Regions from separate parts of the Homo sapiens genome. Here region 2 is linked to region 1. A link is a loop called in an ENCODE intact Hi-C map of the cell type or tissue named here. Cell type or tissue: heart left ventricle. All regions are shown on one strand.

The links. A loop is a pair of places that touch in the nucleus more often than their neighbours do. Peaks named below come from ENCODE experiments on the same cell type or tissue, not always from the same donor. Only the 100,000 strongest peaks of a DNase experiment are listed, where the experiment ranks them.
Region 2: it touches region 1 in a loop (3-fold over the local background); 4 of 110 quality-filtered maps call a loop at or near these places.

What each region holds. Positions count from the first base shown.
Region 1 is chr7:71,728,684-71,736,683 of GRCh38, forward strand. No RefSeq gene overlaps it. Among named protein-coding and RNA genes, the nearest start is that of MIR3914-1, 420 kb to the left of the region's middle. RefSeq lists an enhancer at 4,580-4,769. In heart left ventricle, CTCF peaks have their summits at 4,770 (motif pointing left), 4,978 and 7,465 (motif pointing left); DNase peaks (open chromatin) are centred at 4,513 and 4,758; H3K4me3 peaks cover 304 bases; H3K27me3 peaks cover 397 bases.
Region 2 is chr7:71,260,994-71,268,993 of GRCh38, forward strand. All of the region lies in intron 1 of GALNT17 (polypeptide N-acetylgalactosaminyltransferase 17), which reads left to right. Among named protein-coding and RNA genes, the nearest start is that of MIR3914-2, 43 kb to the right of the region's middle. In heart left ventricle, a CTCF peak has its summit at 3,154 (motif pointing right); no DNase peak of the experiment used is centred here; H3K27ac peaks cover 1,517 bases.

The DNA of each region.
Region 1 (8,000 bases):
GACTCTGTCTTAAAAAAAAAAAAAGATTTATCAGTATTGGTTTATTAATTCTAACAAATATATCTAACCCGTGTAAGATTTTTATGATAGGGGAAGTTTGTGTGTGTGGTTGCGGGGGATAAATTATGAGAACTCTTTCTACGATCTCAGTCAATTTTTCTGTAAATCTAAAACTGTTCTAAAATAAAGTCTAATACTAATTTTAAAAAACATTCCATGGGCATTGTCTCATGCAATCATGTCAGGCAGCCCTGGCCAATTCTGGATGCCTGGGTCTGAGAAGTGGTCATCCATTTGCCCAAGAGATATCACTGCCATTTTCTAACACTGGGCCATTATTAGCTATAACAAAGGAGCCAGTGGCCTTGGGGTGTTCTTCTCAGCAGAGCCATAAAAGTGCAGTGATACAGACACTTTAGTCAATACCATTAATAGCTATTACAGAAAAGCCAATTGGGACTTGGATCTGTGGGAATCCATCTTTCTGCTCCCTTAGAGAATAAGAGGATGTGTCAGAGACTGCTGGCTGCCTACCCAAGTTCCCCTTCTTCTTGAGTTGGATAATTCTACCCCATATTGCTGTGTTCCGCAATGCATGCAGCTGGAAAACCACAGTTCCTGGCCTCCCTTGCAGACAGGGGTGGCCAATGAGAGGTAAGTGGATGTCATTGGGTTGAATTATGGGAATGCTCTTTAAAGAGGATAATTCAGCTGGGTGATACACCCTTTGGCCCTTGCCTTCTCTTTTTACTGCTGCCTGGAATACAGACATAATGGCTGGAGCTGCAGCAACCATCTTGCAAACTATTTTGCAAAGATAAAAGTGGCTTTGAAATGGTGCAGTAGAAATATCAAGGCTCAGCCTGGCACAGTGGCTCACGCCTGTAATCCCAGCACTTTGGGAGGCCGAGGTGGGAGGATCACGAGGTCAGGAGATCGAGACCATCCTGGCTAACACAGTGAAACCCCGTCTCTACTAAAAATACAAAAAATTAGCCAGGCGTGGTGGCAGGCACCTATAGTCCCAGCTACTTGGGAGGCTGAGGCAGGAGAATGGCGTGAACCCGGGAGGTGGAGCTTGCAGTGAGCCAAGATCACGCCACTGCACTCCAGCCTGGGCGACAGAGTGAGACTCCGTCTCAACAAAAAGAAAAAAAAAAGAAAGAAATATCAAGGCTCCTGATGAAGCTACCATACTAACTCTGGCTTTGCCTACTTAAGAGTTTCTTTACAAGAGAGAAAAATAAAGTGGAAAATGAACCTTTGGTTTATGCCAGTCATCTGGATTTCTTCATATGCCATTGAACATCATCTTTATTGCTCCAGGAGCAGATTTCTGCTGATTCAGAAACAGTGTAGTCTAAAATTCGGGTACAATGGTTTGACCTGAAGATGAAGATGTAGTGTTGGGTGGAAACATTCCGGAGCTCATAATTTTGTAGGTGAGTTAGAAATAAATCAACCACTGCCCCACACAAAAGCCACTCACTGAAGCAGATCAAACACTCTGTCAAATCTACAGCCTGAGTAGAAGCAGGCCAGAGGAGAGAAGATTCTCCCAGGCTGTGGTTAGGCAGCATGAGGACACATGGGCCACGTACGAGATGAAAAAAGGATTGGGAGGCTGAGGTAGGTGGATCACAAGGTCAGGAGTTTGAGATCAGCCTGGGCAACATGGTGAAACCCCGTCTCTACTAAAAAAAATATAAAAAATTAGCCGGACATGGTGGCAGGTGCCTGTAATCCCAGCTACTTGGGAGGCTGAGGCAGGAGAATTGCTTGAACCCAGGAGGCGGAGGTTGCAGTGAGCCAAGATCGCACCATCGCACTCCAGCCCAGGCAACAGTGCGAGACTCCATCTCAAAAAAAAAAAAAGAAAAAGAAAAAGAAAAAGAAAAAGGAAAGAACTTCTCAGTAGACAAGTCCCTGACAATTTCAGTGTCAGGAGAGGTGACATGGAGACGAAGAACCTAGGTAGGGCCAGACTCCCTAGGGCCAATATATATTGAGTAGTTTGAGGCTAGGCCTATACTATGCATTCTAAGATTGGAGCCACCATCAGTAGATATAGCTCTCAATCTCCTTAGAAAGTAAGTGGAAACATGCGATATAATTTTCCCCAAGAGAGGCCAGGCACAGTGGCTCATGCCTGTAATCCCAGCACTTTGGGAGGCCTAGGTGGGCAGATCACTTGAGGTCAGGAGTTTGAGACCAGCCTGGCCAACATGGTGAAACCTTACCTCTACTAAAAATACAAAAAAATTAGCTGGGTGTGGTGATGTGCACCTATTATCTCAGCTACTTGGGAGACTGAGGCAGGAGAATCACTTGAACCTGGGAGGTGAAGGTTGCAGTGAGCCGAGATCTCACCACTGCACTCCAGCCTGGATGACACAGCAAGACTCCATCTCAAAAAAATATATAATAATAATAATAACTTTCCCCAAAAGAATGTGAGTAGATATCACAGGTAGCTCTTTGGGGCTGCGCTTTTGTGGGGTGACTTTGCCTTGACCACGCTCCCTTTCTCCTTCTGGGCTGGATGCAGAAAACAACAGGGCCTTAGGGGATGGTAGAGCCATAAGGGGGAAGGAATCTAAGTCCCTAAATATCTGAATGAAAGAGACCCTCCTCATTGACCTGAATACCAAACCAGGATTGTTTTGTTGAGCCATTTCATGTCTGGGGTTATTTGTTACTGCACTTTAGCCTGCTCTAGCTATAACACAACATCTTTTACATATTGTGTTAGTTATCTATTTCTGCATAATAAATTCTCCCAAAATCCAGTGACTTAAAACAACAGCATTTATCACCTCATAGTCTCTGGGGGTCATCTCCTGAAGGCAGCTTTGGGGAGTCCTTTGCTTCAGGGGCTCTCCCAGGCTGCAATTAAGATGTCGGGTACAGCTGGAGACATTTGAAAGCTCAACTGAGGGAAGATTCCTTTCCAAGATTCACGATTGTTGGGATGATTCAGTTGGCCTGAGACCCTCTGTTCTTTACTGGCTGTTGGCCAGAGGCCAGAGGCCTGAGTTCCTCACCATGTGGGCCTCTTTGTAGGGCAGCTCATGACAGTACAGTTTCATCAAAGCACGTGAGCAAGGAGCACCTTTGAGAAGAGCTGGCCCGACGGAAATCAATTTTGTGTAGCCAAATCTCAGAAGTGAAATCCCATACTTTTGCCATAATCTTTTTGCTAGAAGTGAGTCTCTCAGTTTGGCCCATCGCAAAGGGAGGGGATTATAGAGGGGTGTGAACAACAAGAGGCAGCCGTCGCTGGGAGCCATTTCAAAAGCTGTCTACAGGCAGGGCAGGACGACTCACGCCTGTAATCCCAGCACTCTGGGAGGCCAAGGTGGGCAGATTGCTTGAACTTAGGAGTTTGAGACCAGCCTGGACAACATAGTGAGACCTCGTCTCTACAAAAAATACAAAAAATTAGCCAGGTGTGGTGGCGTATGCCTGTGGTCCCAGCTACTCGGGAGGCTGAGGTTGGAGGACCGCTTGAGTCCAGGGAATCCAGGCTGCAGCGAACCATGATAGCACCACTGCAGTCCAGCCTGTGCGACAGAGCAAGACCATCTCAAAAAACAAACTAAAACAAATCAAAAACCCCACACTGTCTTCCACACATAGTAGTCTCACAAGACCCCTGTTTAGATACAAGATTTAATCTAATTTGGAGAGGCCCATTTAAACAAGGAAACAGACCCAGAGAGGTTCAGTACCTTATCCCAGGTGACTCGGGTCATTGGTGGTAGAAGGAGAATGTTCTGTGAGATGCTAGCACCTGTGGATTTGCACACCACCACCTACAATGCAGGCTGCATTGTGCCCTGTGGTGAGTCTGCCTGGAGGAGGAGTCACAAAAGGGCCTGCAGTATTTGACTATGGAAGCAATTATTAAAGAGGCTGCCCACCCACTGCAATCCCTGCGGATTCCCGGATTTCATGAGCTGCAGGGCTGGCCTCCAGCCTCAAAGAGCTGCAGGCCTAGGAGAAAATCATGAGTGTGTGTGTGTGTGTGTGTGTGTGTAACAGAGAGAGGGAGAGGGAAAAGGAGAAAGAGGCAGAAAGGGACAGGAGAGATGAAAAGAGATAAAGAGATACAGAGAAACAAGTACAGAGTGACAGGGAGAAATAAATAAGGAATTAGAAAAATAGAGACAAGAGAGAAATATTTACAGAGAAAGCCAAAGAGAGTGGAAGGAAGGGAGGAAGGAAGGAAAGATAAAAGAGGGAAAGAAGGATAAAAAGAAAGAAAAGGGAGAAGGAGAAAGAAAAGGAAGGAGAGAGGAAAGTAGGAAGGAAAGAGGGAAGAAAAATGAAGGAGGGAAGGAGGGAGGGAGGGAGCAAGGGAAGGAGGGAGGGAAGGAGCAAGGGAAGGAGGGAGGGAGGGAGCAAGGGAAGGAGGGAGGGAGGGAGGGAGAGGGAGACACAGGGAGTGCCAGTCTTGCAAGGGAGGGGTGCGGGCTGGCTCTCCCAGCACCTGCAGGCGCAGCGCCCCCGCTGGAAATCTGAACTGCATTCTGGTCGTGGCTTCCCCCTAATGTCCTACCTAACCTGTTGAAGGGAATGCAAATTTTAAGGTATACAGCGACAGCAAGCTGTGAAGCGGCCTAGGCTGCCCAAGGCTAGGTCTGGCCGGGTGTTTGGAGCACCCGCAGGCCCCCCGAGGAGGGAGGCGCCCTGAGCAGGTGTCTGCTCCTTGGACGTCCCGCGCGGGAGCTCAGCTGGGAAGCCGGGCTCTGAAGACCGATGCTCTAGCGCCCCCTGCTGGCGCCTGGCCTTGATTCCGCTGCTTCCTTTCCCCTGAAATGAAGGAAAGCAGGAGGGTTGTGAGGCTTCATTGATTTCTCCCCGGCGGAGCAGCGATGCGGATGGGGATGAGGGGTGGTCAGAGGAGACCAGAGCTAGCGAACACGTTCCCTTCTATGACCTGGCCTGTGCTGCGACGCATGGTACCAGCCCTGGGTTGGCCTTGTACCTCCAGGCATTTGGGGGCCTTCCAGAGGCAGGAGGACGGCTTGAAACCAGGAGTTCCAGATCAGCCTGGGCAACATAGCAAGACCCCATCTCTAAAAAAAAAAAAAAAAAAAAAAAAGAATTATCTGGACATGTTGGCCCACCTGTGGTCCCAGCTACCTAGGAGGCTGAAGTGAAAAAATGCATCACTGTAAAAAAAAATCTAGAGTTTAAGACTGTGAAATGTTATTAGTCCTTTCTCACACTGCTATAAAGATATTACCCAAGAGGTGGGAGGATCACTTGAGCCCAGGAGTTCGAGGTTGCTGTGAGCTATGATGGCACCACTGCACTCCAGCCTGTGAGACAAAGTGAGAACTTGTATCTTTTCAAAAAAAAGAAAGAAAGAAAATAAATAAATAATGTATACTTTATTAGAACTATATGTACTTTTGATTAATGCATTAAATAGACCATAAGTGATGGGTCTACTCGCTATAATTTCAAAGTTGTATGAGCATCAATGTTATTACAAGATTTCTGCAGCACCTATAATTTGACAAAAAATCTGTGATTTCTGTTGGTGACAAAAGGTCAGGTTCTGTTTTGTCTACAGTGGTTTGTTGTTTACATTCATAATTAAAGGAAATGTTATCTTTCATTTAGAGGTAAACGAAACAAAGGGAATAATTTTCCCATCCAAGCTCATAGATTCCCTGAATCCTACACATGAAGCCCTGATGAGTCCCATGAACTTGTTAAGCTGCAGAGGGCTGGGCACCATGGCTCATGCCTATAATCCCAGAGCTTTGGGAGACCAAGGTGAGAGGATCACATGAGGCCAGGAGTTCGAGACCAGCCTGGGCAACATAGCGAGACCTCATCTCTATTTTTATTTTTATTTTTATTTTTATTTTTATTTTTAGAGACGGAATCTCACTCTGTCTCCCAGGCTGGAGTGCAGTAGTGCGACCTCGGCTCACTGCAGCCTCCGCCTCCCGGGTGCAAGTGATTCTCCTACCTCAGCCTCCTGAGTAGCTGGGATTACAGGTGTGCGCCACCATGCCTGGCTAACTTTTGAATTTTTAGTAGAGATGGGGTTTCACCACATTGGTCAGGCTGGTCTCAAACTCCTGACCTTGTGATCCACCCGCCTCGGCCTCCCAAAGTGCTGGGATTATAGGTGTGAGCCACCGTGCCTGGCCTTTATTTTTAAAAAATAAATAAAATTTTAAAAATAAAAGAAGCCGCCGAGGTAGCGTTCTTGCTCACATCTTACCTTGCTAGGGCACAGCAAGATGTCAGACACCATCCTCAGAGGTGAAACCCCCAAAAGTATTAAAGGCAGGTAGCAATTCAAAGTATGGATCCCCTGGTCACTAAGAATAGTAACAGTAATCCATTTTTAAAGAATAGCAACCAAAATGCCTTACATGCTGGATACCATGCAAGGGACTTTATCTCATTCCATCTGTCCACCCCAGACCTCTTAACTATCCCAGGTAACCTGACGATATCCCAGGCTCATTTCCTGGGTTATCACAGCCACCTTTCATACCTGGGTCCCTGGAGGGGGCTCAGGTCAGAAGAGGGTATGAGAGCCTGTTTGTCACCTAGGATGTGCTCCAGAGTGATTCAGCCACGCCCTGGCGAAATCTCTGCAGGGGGTTTTCTAGACTCTGTCCTGATAACAGAACCCTCCCATTTTGTCTTTGCTTTCAGCTTTCTTGATTCTAAGCTTCAAATTTTGCCATATACTGGGTCAAAGGTACGTACCTGTAATCCCAACACTTTGGGAGGCTGAGGTGGGAGGATCACTTGAGGCCAGGCATTCAAGACCAGCTTGGGCAACATAGCAAGATTCCATCTCTACAAAAATAAAAAAATTAGCCGGGCATAGTGGTGTACACTTGCAGTCCCAGCTACTCTGGAGGCTGAGGTGGGAGGATGGCTTGAGCCCAGGAGTTCGAGGCTGCAGTGAGCTAGGATTGCACCAACGCACTGTAACCTGGGCAACAGAGTGAGACTCTGTCTCAGTAAGTAAATAAATAAAATAAAATAAACGCCCACCTCTGTGGTCATATCCTTCAGATACAACAGATCAAGTCTTTGGGTTGCAGAGCAAGGATCAACTCTTGTGGCTATCACGAGAGCGCTGAGGTCATGAGCCATCCAGGAGCTGGTTAACTCTGCCCATCAGGACACTCAAGCAAAGGCCAATCCTGGTGGCCCACATCCCAAAGGCAAGCATGAGCAGGGAAACCCTAATCTGCATACAATCGCTTTTACGACAGGGCTGTGTGCTTCAGCAAAACTCTAAGTTTAAATATGGCATTCAGGGCCCCATGAACACCATAGAGAGAAATCCAGAGACAAGCCACTGAGTAGAGGAGATTTGTGCATTAAAATCTTCTTGCCACCAAGGTCCTGCCTGGGTCTCTGACGGTTTCCCATCGCCTAGGTTTCTGAAGCAAGCACTGCAGCAGTGCCATCTAGTGGGCAAAAGGCAAAGTGTCACAACTGAGAGGATCCTCCAAGAGGAAACAGAAGTTGTGGAATTCAGGGGCAAGGACACGGTTGACCTAGACTCAGCTTGACTGGACTTTAGATGGGCTTCTTGACTCTCACCCCGACCTCCCTTCTCTTCTACCATTAACTTGAAGAAACACTGCCAGGCATGGGGGGTGCGTACCTGTAGTCCCAGCTATTCAGGAGGCTGAGGCGATGAGGCAGGAGGATCGCTTGAGCCCAGCAACCACAGATGACCCAATCACAGAAAAAAACATTTGCAAACTCTGGAACAACTCAATGTACTTGGCACATCCCACCAAGCAACCTTACCCCAACATCCTCCAGGACTTTTGCACTAGGGCACCCCAGTGCTTATGCTTAGAAGCCCTCCAGCCCATGGTGTCAGCAGAGTCGGGGTTAGCTTCCCCTATCATCTTGAATAACATCTTCCTTACTGGCGTAACTCTGACTCATGCAAATTCTCTTCAACATAGCTTTTCTGAGCACCCACCCTAGAGTGA
Region 2 (8,000 bases), 470 kb before region 1:
TCACACCGGCTCATCCTCCTGAGTGGGCAGCTGACTTCGCAGTGCAGGGATTCCCCTATGTGTGCACTTTGGAAGCCCTTGGACAGTTGGAGAAGTCCCCATGCTCAGGCTATACTCCGATGGATTATATCAGAAAATCTGGGTGGGGTCAGGCACTAGAGGTCTTTAAAGTTGCCTGGATGGTTCCAACGTGCGGTCACGTCTGAGAGTCGCTGCTTGAGATGCATCCTGGATTCTGCCTGGCAGGACTCATGGGCCCCTGTTCCCTTTCGGAGCTTAGAGGGATTGAGCAAAGCCACTTTCAGTTTTTCCACTTGCCAGGCAGGTGCTTGAGGAAGTTATTTGACTGCTCAGAGCCACCGGAGCAAAAATACTTTCCCCAATTTCCCTTGGCAAATGGATCTCACACAGCAGAATAACTAAAGCAAAGGTCTGTGTTTCAGTCAGCCTAGCACTCAGCTTCTGAGGTCTTCACAGATCCCGGGTTCTCCTGGGAGTCAGGGAGAATGGCAGAATTATAGAAGTGTCAAGAGATGCATAGCATCTCCAAACTGGAAGAGACACTGCAAATCATTTGGTGGGGTCACCAACCAAGAGGAGGAAGCTCCTTCCTCCGTGAAATGGAGACCCTGGAAGGTTGGCTTCGTGTGCCTTGAATCCCTGAGGTAGTGCCTGGCAGGGGGCTTGCCCTGGTGCCCTTGGCTGTGACAGTGGTGGTGATCGTGACAACCGTAAGGAACACTGGCTGGGCATTCTTCTGTGGAGGTGTAGCCTCTGTGCCAAGTGTGTCTCAGCTTTTTGCACGTGTACTTCATTTATTCCTCTTAGGAATCGGAGGTGGTAGTTACTATTATTATCTCACCCTTTTCACATTGCCACCTCCATGGAAAATGATGGTGTTTCTACAGCATAGTGGAGTAAAATAAGACAGCTGCCAGAGGTGACGAGCTTGGGCCCTCTTCCCGGGAGCCGTGAGCACTGAGGGGGTCTACATCTTGGGCACCCCGATTACCTGAGCGTGCACCTAGGAGGCTGTGTTTCTGACGCGTGATGATGGTGATGGTGAACAAGAATGTCAGGATGAATTGCCCTGTTGGTTTCTTCTTTTAAATCTTAATTGATTTTTATTTTTTTTGTAGGCGAGATCTTGCTCTGTCACCCAGGCTGGAGTGCAGTGGTGCGATCATAGCTCACTGCAGCTTCAAACTCCTGGGCTCAAGTGATCCTCCCACCTCAGCCTTCTGAGTAGCTGGGACTACAGGCATGTGCCATTTTGCCTGGCTGATTTTTAATTTTTTTTCTTGTAGAGGCAGACTGTCATTATGTTGTCCAGGCTGGTCTCAAAGTCCCGGCCTCAAGCAGTCCTCCTGCCTCAGCCTCCCAAAGTGCTGAGATTACAGGTGTAAGCCACTGTGCCCAACCTGTTTCTTATGTATATGTCACTTGTCATTGGCAGGCAAATTGGAGTTGTTCACTTGGCACAATTTCAATTCTTGGGAACTATTATGGGTTGAATTGCATTTTCCCCAAATTCCTATGTTAAAGTCCTAATCCCCAGAACCTCAGAATGAGACTGTACTTGTAGAAAAGATCTTAAAGATCTTAAGGGATAATTAAATTAAAATGAGGTCTTTAGAGTGGGCCTTAATCCAAGATGACTGACTGGTGTCCTTTTTTTTTACTTTCTTTTTTTTTTTTTTTTTTTGAGACAGGGTCTTGCTCTGTCACCCAGGCTGGAGTGCAGTCGCGTGATCTTGGCTCACTGCAACCTCTGCCTCCTGGGCTCAAGTGATCCTCCCACCTGAGCTCCCCAAGTAGCTGGGACCACAGGCACGAGCCACCAAGCCCAGCTAATTTTTGTTTGTTTTGTAGAGATAGGGTTTCACTTTGTTGCCCAGGCTGGTCTCAAACTCGTAAGTTCAAGCAATCCACCCACCTCAGCCTCCCAAAGTACTGGGATTACAGGCATGAGACACCACACCCAGCCGACTGGTGTCCTTATGAGAAGAGGAAATTTGGACACACATGTGTGCACAGAGAGGAAAGACCATATGAGGTTGCACAAGGATAAGACGGGCCATCTGCAAACCAAGGAGAGAGGCCTGCAGAAAGAAGCAGTCCTTTGGGAGGCTGAGGCAGGCGGATCTTGAGGTCAGGAGATTGAGACCATCCTGGCTAACATGGTGAAACCCTGTCTCTACTAAAAATATAAAAAATTAACTGGGTGTGGTGGCGGGTGCCTGTAGTCCCAGCTACTTGGGAGGCTGAGGCAGGAGAATCATTTGAACCCGGGAGGCGGAGGTTGCAGTGAGCTGAGATTGCGCTACTGCACTCCAGCCTTGGCCGCAGAGCGAGACTCCAAAAAACAAAACAAAACAAAAAAACAAGAAGCAATCTTGCAGCACTTTGATCTTATGCTTCCAGCCTCCAGAACGATGAGACAGTGAATGTCTGTTGTTTCAGCCACCCAGTCTGTGCAATTTTGTTATGGCAATGCTAGCAAACAAATACAGGGAAGAGAACTGTTTGCCACTTGCAGGAATTTACCTTTAGAGCCTCCTTGGGTTTTCCTTGCCTCTGAAAGAGTGGGTCACAAACTTTAGTGGGCTTGCAAACACCTGGAGGTCTTGTTAAAACCTCAGTGATCTGGCCGGGAGCGGTGGCTCATGCCTGTAATCCCAGCACTTTGAGAGGCCAAGGCGGGCGGATCACTAGGTCAGGAGATCGAGACCATCCTGGCTAACACGGTGAAACCCCGTCTCTACTAAAAAAATACAAAAAGTTAGCCGGCGTGGTGGCAGGCGCCTGTAGTCCTAGCTACTTGGGAGGCTGAGGCAGGAGAATGGCGTGAACCCGGGAGGCGGAGCTTGCAGTGAGCCGAGATCACACCACTGCACTCCAGCCTGGGCGATAGAGCGACATTCCGTCCCAAAAAAACAAAAAAACAACTTCAGCAATCTGATGTTTCCATGTGTGGGAGCGAGTGGGGCTTGTAAATTTGCGTTTTCTGGCATCTTCCTAGGTGATACTGCTGGTCTTGGGGACTATCGTTTGAGAGCTACTGCTCTGGCACTTGCAAGCCTGGAGGTGGCTCTCAGCAGGCCCTCCTATTAGCTTTTTGAACATTTTGACTTTGAGAGTGAGGGGAGAGCATGTGGATTAGCCTGCTGGGGGCAGCTGATGCTTCCAGTTGTGCCTTCATTCCTCTTGGACCTGCTCTCTAGGGGTTGAGCATGCCGCACATGCTTTCTTTATCATAGGCCCTCTTAGTTTGACAGCTGAAGGACACAACCCTTTATTTAGTCTTCGGTTCATTCTCCCTGTGTTTTTTGGGTTCTTCTTGGTTCTAGTCTTATATAGGCAGATACATTTCTGGGGTTACCTGGGTTGTACCTGAGGGGGTGAAGACAGTCACGTTATTGAACCTACTGTAAAAATGTAATAAATTCTAGAACTTCCATACCCTCCACAATCCTAGTGCTGAGTATTTATGCAAAGGAAAGGAAATCAGTGTGTCAGAGGGATACCTGCACCCCTGTTCATTGCAGCAGTATTCATAATAGCAAAGGTATAGAATCAAACTAAGTGTCCAGCAACAGAGGAATGGATAAAGAAAATGTGGTGTGTATGCACAGCAGAGTACCATTTGACCCTAAAAAAGAATGAAATCGTGTCATTTGCAGGGACATGGATGGAGCTGGAGGTCACTATGTTAAGTGAAATAAGTCGGGCACAGAAAAGAACATATTGAATGTTCTCACTCATATGTGGAAGTTAAAAAAGTCGACCTCATGGGGCCAGAGAGTGAAGCGATAGATACCAGAGGCTGGGAAGGGTGAATGGCAGGGGTAGGGTTCGTAGAGAGGTTGGTTAATGGGTGCAAAAATACAGTTAGAAGGAATACATTCTAATATTTGATAGCAGAGTAGGGTGACTGTAGTTAACAACAATGTATTGTAGATTTCCAGATAACTAGAAGAGGACTTGAAATGTTCCCAATTCATAGAAATGATCAACCCTTGAGGTGATGGACACCCCAAAACCCTGACTTGATCATGACACATTTGATGCATGTAACAAAATACCACACGTAACCCATAAATATTATATATATATATATATATATTTTTTTTTTTTTTTTTTTTTTTTTTGAGATGGAGTCTCTCTCTGTCACTCAGTCTGGAGTGCAGTGGCGCGATCTTGGCTCACTGCAACCTCCGCCTCCTGGGTTCAAGTGATTCTTCTGCCTCAGCCTCCCAAGTAACTGGGATTATAGGCGCATGCCACCACACCCAGCTAATTTTTGTATTTTTAGTAGAGACAGGGTTTCACCATATCGGCCAGGCTGCTCTCGAACTCCTGACCTCATGATCTGCCCGCCTTGGCCTCCCAAGGTGTTGGGATTACAGACGTGAGCCACTGTGCCCAGCCAGCTATATAAAATATTATGTATCAATATTTTTTAATGTGAGAAATTCTTAAGAAGATCTTTATGTTGATACCACATAATGATAGAGTGTAGAGAGGCTAAATTTGCACAAGGAGGGCAAGGAAGGTTTGACAGAGGTGGTGGTATCAGAGCTACTGTGTGACTGATTAGCAGAGATTTTCTTGGCAGAGAGGGGAGGCCCAAAGTGTTCTCTTCTAAGGCAGCAGTATGTGCAAAGGCACAAGGATTGGAAACAACCAGCCTCTCTAGGGGAAGATTTAAGGAGATAAGTGTGGCTGATGCATGAGGTCCATGGGTGGAGGCGTGGTGGGAGCTGAGAAGGAAGGGATAGGTTGGTGCCACTTGTGTCTACTGGGAGTTCAGTATTAATCTTTTAAGGAACAGGATGTATTAGTTTCATGCTGCTGCTGTAACAAATGGCTTCATAGTGGCATAAAACACCACACATTTATTCTTATAGTTTTCGAGGTTAGAAATCTGAAATGAGTTTTACAGGACTAAAATCAAGGTGTCTGCAAGGCTGCCTTCCTTCTGGAAGCTCCAAGGGTGAATGTAATTCATTCCTTTCCTCTCCTAGCTTCCAGAGGCTGCCAGCATTCCTTGGCTTATGGCCGCATCACTCCAGTCTCTGCATCTGTGGCTGCATCACTTTAGTCTCTGCATCTGTGGCTGCATGGACTTTGTTACTTTGATCCTCCTGTATACCTCTTATAAGGACTCTTGTGATATCATCAGGCCCACCCAGATAAATCCGGCATAGTCCCCCCCATCTCATGAGCCTTAATTTACTCACATCTGCCGATATGGTTTGGCTCTGTGTCCCAACCCAAATCTTATCTCAAATTGTAATCCCTATGTGTCGGAGGAGGGGCCTGGTGGGATGTGACTGAATCATGGGAGCGGACTTCCCCCTTACTGTTCTCATGATAGAATCCTCATGAGATCTGGTTGTTTGAAAGCATAGCACTTCCCACTTTGCTTTCTCTATCTCTCTCCTGCTCTGCCATGGTAAGGCGTGCTTACTTCCCTTTCATCTTTCCCCATGATTTTAAGTTTCCTGAGCTTCTGCAGTCATGCTTTCTGTTAAGCCTGCAGAACTATGAGTCATTTAAACCTTTTTCTTCGTAAATTACCCAGGCTCAGGTAGAGCTTTATAGGTATAGAGATTGGACTAATACATCTGCAAAGCCCCATTTGCCATATTGGGTAACATTCACAGTTTTTGGGGGTTAGAATGTGGATATCTATAGGGGGTCATGATTGAGCGTATTGTAGGGGAATTGAACAATTCAACTCTGCAAGGGGAGAGAAGTGCAACCTGGAAGGCCAGCTCTGCTGCTCTACCGGGTTGCATGAGGGAAGAGGAGAGCCTGGTCCCAAATATTGTCACTGGAGATGGGCAGGAGATGGTGGCTTGAACTAAGAGGGAAAAAAATTGGTGAGAATTTAGTAAAGGAGGCTGAAGACCCAGGAGGCATTGAGACTGACTCTGAGGTTTAAAATGCTGTCATTTTTTAATGGTGTCATTAACCAGGAGAAAGTGTGCAGAGCCTCCAGTCTCCAGTTGCCTGGCATACTTTTCTTGGTCTTTGCAACAATTTCAGGAATCCTTCCCTGACATGCAAAAGCCCATCCCCGAAGCAACGTGCTTTCCAGTTAGCACATGCTGCATCCCTGTGCTTCACAGTGACTTGCCTCACTCCGTTTGCTAGGCTGCAAGTTTCTGCAGCACCATGCAAGGTGCCTGTCCAAGCCAGGCTCTGGTTCTGTCGAGCTCCCCATTGGTATATAAAGATGTAGGTGTCCTTTGCGAGCTGCGCAATTGGCTATTGCCAGGATGCCCTTCTCAGGCTCCACGCCTTCCTGGAATGAGCCTTGGGGTTGAGTAGTTAACTTTGATATCTCCTGTTAAGGGATTTTCTAGTTTTTTTTTTTTTTTTCTTCTAGGAGGATATGTGGTTTTTAACATAGACATAAATAAGTCTAATAGGTAGAAATGACTTTGAAATAATTCATCAAGGAGGAATAATTCAGCTAGAAATAGCAGACACCAGTTTTCAAGCCTTCTTGCCTGTGTATTTTCAGAAATGTGCTCTCCTTTGAGATATTTCTCTCATCCATTTCGGTAAATATCTGTTGCGCTCATTTGCTGATGGATGGTGAACCTGCTTTGTCTCCTGTGTGTACTGGCTCTTTTATTCCCCTTTATCCTGCTTATTCCTTACAGCCATGGAGAACAGCAGGTTTCTTATTTTATTTTATTAAGTTCTGGGGTACAGGTGCAGGAGGTACAGGTTTGTTGTACAGGTAAACGAGTGCCATGCTGGTTTTCTGCACCTGTGAACCCATCACCTAGGTATTCAGCCCAGCATGCATTAGCTATTTGTCCTAATGCTCTCCCTCCCCCCACCTGCCCCCACCCCCACTTCCCAGCAGGCCCCAGTGTGTGTTTTTCCCCTCCCTGTGTCCATGTGGAGAACTGCAGGTTTCTTTACTTAAAAACAGGGCATGGGATGTTGAAGGAGACTGTTCCTTTCACTTGGGAATTCTGGTTTATGTCCCAAAGCTGAGAGCAATAGGGGCGTGTTTGCCATTTTTTCAGAGGGATGCTGGATGCCTCTGTGGAGGACCTACCAAGGGATTCACAAGATTCGTCCTGCAGCCTGGATGGCACTTCTCTCTAAGGAAAAGATGAGTTAATGGAGGAGAAAGTTGGAGGGAAGAATGGGTGTTTCTTTTTCCCTCCCAACAGGAGGGACTCCTCCCCAGGTCAAATGGGGAAATTTAAGCAAACCCCCCATACAGATTGGGATGCTGGCTAGGCATGGTGGCTCATGCCTGTAATTCCAACACACTGGGAGGTCGAGGTGGGTGGATCCCTTGAGCTCAGGAGCTTGAGAACAGCCTGGGCAACATGGTGAAACCCCGTGTCTACAAAAAATACAAAAAAAAAAAAAAATTAGCCAGGTGTGGTGGCATGTTCCTGAGTCCCATCCACTGGGGAGGCTGAGGTGGGAGGATGGCTTGAACTGGGGAGGTGGATGTTGCAGTGAGCCATGGTAGCACCACTGCACTCCAGCCTGGGCAACAGAATGAGATCCATCTCAATAAATAAATAAATAAATAAATAAATAAATAAATAAATAAATATTAAAAAAAAGAGATTGGGCTGCCTGCCAGAGGAGGCTGGCCTCTCCTTCACTGGCTGGGTGCTGGCTGAACTGTGGCACTCATAGGTCCATCTTCATAGGCGAGAGCAGGGTTTGATGAGTGCATTCTTGGGATCACCTGAAATAGGGAAGAAATTGATGTGACTTCTCTGGACTTGGAGGAGCCTCGGTGAAGGTTGGGGTTGTGCCTGTCTCCTGTCTCCTGCTTGGGGAATTCTGAGGGCAGGAGTTTGGTAGGCAGGAAGGGTGGGCAGCAATAGAGTGGCCTACATGGCTTCTTCTAGCATGACCAGCAGATGTGAGACTTGAGGCCTCATGGAGGCAGGAACAGGGAGGAATTAGGCTGGCTGCAGAGGGGATCTGGCACTGAGGCTGCCAAG